Regions from separate parts of the Mus musculus genome. Here region 2 is linked to region 1. A link is a loop called in an ENCODE intact Hi-C map of the cell type or tissue named here. Cell type or tissue: heart. All regions are shown on one strand. Links, peaks and the distances in the headings refer to the core of each region. The heading gives the core; the rest is flanking DNA. Region 1 has its middle 5.3 kb from the start of Foxi1. Region 2 holds the start of Kcnmb1 (potassium large conductance calcium-activated channel, subfamily M, beta member 1).

Evidence for each region. Peaks named below come from ENCODE experiments on the same cell type or tissue, not always from the same donor. Only the 100,000 strongest peaks of a DNase experiment are listed, where the experiment ranks them.
Region 2: a loop joins it to region 1, with 4 times the contacts of the local background. A loop is called at or near these places in 18 of 42 quality-filtered maps.

Annotation. Positions count from the first base shown.
Region 1 is chr11:34,211,946-34,214,854 of GRCm38, reverse strand. No RefSeq gene overlaps it. Among named protein-coding and RNA genes, the nearest start is that of Foxi1, 5.3 kb to the right of the region's middle. In heart, for the core only: a CTCF peak has its summit at 1,732 (motif pointing right); no DNase peak of the experiment used is centred there.
Region 2 is chr11:33,962,006-33,964,914 of GRCm38, reverse strand. It overlaps Kcnmb1 (potassium large conductance calcium-activated channel, subfamily M, beta member 1), which reads right to left and starts at 1,902. Exons shown (of 4, transcript NM_031169.4): 1 at 1,589-1,902; 2 at 81-238. The coding sequence starts at 214. It also overlaps a transcript of Kcnip1 not described here. In heart, for the core only: no CTCF peak of the experiment used is centred there; a DNase peak (open chromatin) is centred at 1,674; H3K4me3 peaks cover 717 bases; H3K27ac peaks cover 2,242 bases.

The sequences.
Region 1 (2,909 bases), core at 210-2,709:
GTGCACTGTGTAATCGTGGATACAGGCACAGCATGGTACAGTACATAAACATAACAAGGTCGTTTACCATTGAGTATTATGTGCTGTACATACTGTGGGTAATATTTGCTCAGATGACAGGCAGAGCTCTGTATGTATACCCACCACACAAACACACAGGGCATGTGTCTCTCTGGCATTATCTCAGCTATAAGACATAGGTAGGCTGGAGGGATTCTCAGCTCCACTGTAGCCTATGGAGTTGCCGCTGTGTGTGGGATACGAATCACATCCTTGACCAGAAGGCATTATGTGATGTGTGACTGTATTCTGTACATACACATACCTTAGCTTCCTCTGCAAATTACCATTGGCTCATGTTAGTGATGGTTTGGGAAGGTGACTATTTGGGGAGAGGAGTGAGGCCCAGGTTGAGTGTCTGTTGGAGCGTAAGGTACCAGCTTCAATCTAGCATTTCTTTCCCAAGGGGTTCTCCTCAGAGTTGGCTTTAGATCAAAGAGTATGGATTAGGTCAAGAGCAGAGGGATAGTGATGATGATGTAAAGTGATGATGTAAAGGGGAAGGAGGAGGAGGGGGAGTGGAAGAGGAGGAAGAAGAGGAAGGAGATGGGGGCGGAGGAGAAGAGAGGAAAGGAGGATGGGAGGAGGGGAGGGGAGAGGAGAGAGAAGAAGAGGGGAAGTAGGGGGAAAAAGGGAGGAGGAGGGGGAAGAGGGAGGGGAGGAGGGGGAGGAGGGAGAGGAGGAGGGGGAGGAGGGAGAGGAGGAGGGGGAGGAGGGAGAGGAGGAGGGGGAGGAGGACAGAGAAGGCAAGATTGGAGCAGGAACTTTAGGCTCCTCTTGAAAAAGAAATTTGAAGCCCGCCAAACTCCCAGAGCAGACAGCATTCCACCTTGTATAGTGATTTATATTACTTCATCTCTTTAGAGTTTGTAATTGCAATCCTTTTGGTAGTCAGGGTTCATAGCCCAAACCCTTATAAGAAGCAGCACAATTGACCATGCTGGGTTTTTTTTTTTCTTATATTTGACTCTTAATAACTCCAGTGAGAAAATTGTTGTGGGGGGAGTTATTTTATGTCTGCTTATGAAATTGGGTGAGTTCGGGCCCAGAACAGTACTCGATCTAAAGAACTTGTATTAACTACTCATAGCAGATGGTACTTACAACTGATGGTCCGGTTCCAGGAGATTCCCAGAATTTAATCTTTAAGCTAACCACATTTAAAATAAAAAAGCAACAATTGAAAGACATACTAAATAAGCCAAACAGCACCAACACAGTCACCCCAGGTGAGGTGTAAGTCTTAGGAGCTCTATGAAGACAGCCAAGCCCAAGCAAGTCATGGGCAGAATGATTTCTGTTCATGTGTGGCCTCTTAGGCTGTGTTACTTCCTTCAGTCTTTGCAGCAGATTCTAGGAATGAGAAATTGGAAGCTCTGAAGCTAAACAGCACCAAGACACTCAGAAAACACAACCATAGGAATATAATTCAGCAATCTAAACATGGCCGGCTGCCTCCTATAGACTCCACTTCATTCCAACCAAGTACTTACTATGCCACGGCAAAGAGACAAGGGATTTTTTTCCCTAAAGGGTGTGATTCATTAATAAAATGTTCTTTGTCTTGTCCTGTGACCACCACACGTTCACTTGAGTCTCCTGCCCTTACTTAAACCATTGGTCTGTCCTAAAACTTCCATTCAAGAATCTCTTGCCTGCTTTTAAAGAAAAGACCGCCAGAGGGCGGTATTGACCTATATTTCTTCCTAAACTCATTAGCCACCAGAAAACAGAGAACACCAAGGTAACCCTCAGCATGGTGAACACCCCAGCTAGACTTCCACCAACCCCTCCCTGGGGCACAGACATCGTCCCTGCACCCAGTCCCCAAATACCTCAGACATGGCTCTTGTGAGTGTTGCTAATTAGGCAGGGTAGAAGAACCAGGCAAGAGCTGGTTGTCTCTCTAGGGAGCCATTTGTAGAGAGGAGGCAAGCACCGAGACTGTATTCTATCTTGTTGCAGATGAGAAAACTATAATGCAATGACTTTAAACTAGTTCTTTCTGGGATTTCCCCCATCACAGCCCGATTCTACACCAAGAATCTCTTCAAAACCTAGGATGCTATTTGTGTTTCATGTGTCGAAAGGAGGACAAGCCCTCAGAGCCCCCACCAAAGGCCAATGCAGAGGACAGGTAAAGTGTGAGCCTCTGCTACTGTAACCATAGCTGGTGGGACATCAGCATCTCCCATTACCTAAAGCTCCTGCATCCCAAATGAGAACTTGACTTTACTGTGTCTGCATCCCCGCTGTGTAGTCCTGAAGCAGCACTTAGAAGTGGCTGGATTTCTTCACTTTACCCATGAAGAAAATGAGGCCCAGAACCATTAGTCTGCAATCTAAGGCATCGTAATTATCTTAGGAGTAAGAGGGAAACTCAAAGTCTAGTGACAAAGCCTGGCCTCTCTGCTCCCTGTCTGTGCTGCATGTGACCCACTGTTGACCCCCAGTGCACAGGTCAGTTCTCACCTGTTTGGTTTTCTCTGCCTTTATGGTTATTCACCTGCCCTGTGCCTTTGTACCATGCTCTAAGCAAGAGAACCAAATGCTCATTTCACAATGTGATCCAGAGAATTAAGTGAACCATTGTTTGTGAAAATCCCTAGTAGTGAGGTTCATCCTTTTGGTAGGTAAGCTGATATCAGATCTCTAAAAATGCATGACTGTCCCATGGGTAGGTACTGTGAGGTCTTCTTTCTGCAAAGCATGAGACTTCTGGACCAGTAAGGACAGCAGTTGAATGCTGGGAAGACACTCCAGAAACAGTGACAGACCCTTCCTCTTTCCCTCCAGCGGCATTACACCCAAATGGCAGAGCAAATAGAGGAAGACATAATGTTAGCCTT
Region 2 (2,909 bases), core at 272-2,771, 250 kb after region 1:
GACGAATGCCTCGTCTGTCCTGACTACCGTGACGGGTCAAGGGTAGGGTAGGTCAATCCAGGAAGTGGAGACATCCATACCTTTTCTGGTAGAGGGGCAGCACAGTTGTACCCAGGACGTAGTAGGTGATGGCAGCACACACTACCATTGCCACTCCCAGGCAGAGGGCTCGTGTCTCTCCGCGCTTCTGGGCCATCACCAGCTTCTTCCCCATGGCCACTGGAGGCAACAGTCATTTCTAGCACCAAGAAGGCAAAGAGAAGTGAGATTAGCCCAAGTGATAGGTTCATAAGAAGGAAGGAAGGAAGGAAGGAAGGAAGGAAGGAAGGAAGGAAGGAAGGAAGGAAGGAAGGAAGGAAGGAAGGAAGGAAGGCAGGCAGGCATGAGGGGATGCAACCAAATAACAACATTGCTCTTATTTAAGTATGATAATACGTGGAGCTTTGCAACTTACATGGAGCTTTCTTACAGAGGTCTGCTCTGGCCTCTGGTAACAGCCTACAGTTAGCTTTTAAATACTCAGGATCCATTATCACCAATTATCTCCAGGAGAAGCCCAGTACACTTGAGGGGATTTCCTTGTGGTGCTGGCTTTTTCCAGTGAGCCCTCCTAGACTCCTGAGCATTCCCAAGATAAATGACAGCAGGAGTCTGCTCAAGGCTACAGCATGGAAGCTCAGAAGGGAAAGGAAGGAAGGATGTCACCTGTTCCTGAGAGGTCTCGCTCCTGTGACTGGTTGTGCCTGTAATGTCCCGATGGCTCACCAGCTACATGAAGTGAGTTCAGTTTAAATGTAAAGCTTAGGTGGGAATCTGGGATGGGCCTAATGAGAACCTCCAGCAAGAAGGATATGAAGCTCTGATATGCACTGTGGCCTGAGACAGGAAGAAATGGGTTTCCATGATAACAGAAGAGATTTCAGGGAGACTATGCCGGATGTGAAACATTAAGTATCTCAGGACTCCTTGGATGGAATTCTGTAGAAAAGTCACCTGAGGTCTGGGCTTGATCTAGGAAAGTTGGAAAGGGTTAAAGAAGAGTCCTATGTGGCATAACTGTTGGGTTGTTGATCTCTTCCTTAGAAGGACTGGGGATAGAGTATGTAAGGGTTTTGGGGGAGTTTAGAGAAGAGAGGCCATCAGATATAAGACCGAGTCCTGGCTTTTCTACTTAGCAACCATATGACTGTTAAAACAAGAACAATAGTGCCCTCCTCAGGGTCCTGATGTAGACCCACCAACACTGCTGAGCGTCACCTCATAAATAAGTGATGCCCTCCATAAACAGGCGCCATCATTAACTGAGGAATTGAAGGAGCTTGGTGCACTCTGCCAGGCCTGTTTGTCGATCCCTATCCTGATGACAAGTGACAACACTGGTCCTGACTGGCTGGCCACAAAAGAGACGCCCAGACCAGGGTCAACAGGCCAGGCAGGCCCTCCGGTGCCAGAACTCTGATGGGCATCAGGAGAGGTAGGGATTTTCACCACCCTATCCATGCCATCACAGGCTGCTGTCTCCCACCATCTCCCCTCAGCCCCGGCTTCCTAGAAGCCCTTCCCAAGCTCTCTGGGATGTAGCACTCACAGTTCTCTGGGTCTCCGCTGGCTGGCAGATGGTTTCTCTCCACTCGCCCCACCCCCACCCCCACCCCAAGTCAGGCCTGGGAGCTCTAGCAGGAAGTTTGGTCTCCCAGCTGGTCTCCAGGGAAGCAGTCTCAGTCCCATCTGGGTCGAGCCTCCATGCCCAAACATGGTCAAGTCTGAGCACACAGCTTGCCCCGGGATAAAAACTCCACAAGCAGGTACCTAGCCTCACAGCCCTCAGCTGCTGTTGGGGACTCTGCCCCTGCATTTCCCAGAGTCTCCTGGGAAACAGATGTCAAACAGCAAAAGCCATTACCCACCCCACAAGGCCATCCTGATATATGTACAAAAATGTTTCTTCTACACTCCGTCTTTCAGGCTGGCAGAGAAGCCAGGAATAGGAAATGATCTTCCTTGTGTAGTGCAGGGGAGGGAGGTAGAGGGGTTGGGCTTGTCACTAGCCCATGTTATATCCACACCAGTGCAGCCAAAGCCTCCCACCTTTGTCCCTGACTTCCTGTGTGACTCTGAACAAGTCACTGAACCTCTCTGGACCTCTGTCTTCTCCCTTCTATAATTAATAGCATTTTGAAAACTTAACTTTATTCTGGATTGTTAAGTTAGAGATGGAGTTCAGAGAAAGGAGGAAATTCCGCCTTTTAAAGACCACTGGGGCTGAGGCTGGTAGCGGTGGGTCCCACAGCTGCTTCCGGCCAGCCGTCCAGGTCCAGGGACAGTGCCATGCTGGGGACCTCCCACAGACTGACTCTGCTTCATAGGCAGAAAGTTATTGCAGCCAATACGACAACTGAACATTGGTACTGGAGGTAGGGGTGGGGGGCAAACCTGCTTTTGCACTCCGGGTCCTTGTGGATAAAGAGAGCACTGTAAGAGTTGGGAAAGCAAGAACAAGCCCCGCCCCACCCCTGCCCCAACCCCGGCCCCGCCCCCGCCCCGCCCTCCTTACACCTTGGTGCCCTGCTAGTCATCTGCACAGAACTTGATGCCTGGTCCAGAGTTTCTCTACTTGATGAACAGAGACAGATTGGAAGTTGGCCCCTCCCAGTGTCAAATCCCAGCCATCTCTGCCACCAAGGGACTGTTCTAACACCTCAAACCATACCTCTGTTATGTCTCCAGCCACCTAAAGTTCTAGAAGTAGCCTCTGGTGTCCCCAGGCCCAGGGCAGTGGGTGCATCTTAGATATTCCTGATCACTAGGTGTTAGCACCTCTCACCTAAGCCTAACACCTGATAATCAGGGCCCTCTAAGGCCCAGAAAGAAAGTTGTCACTCAAGGCTCCTTGACACTCTGGGGGGTGA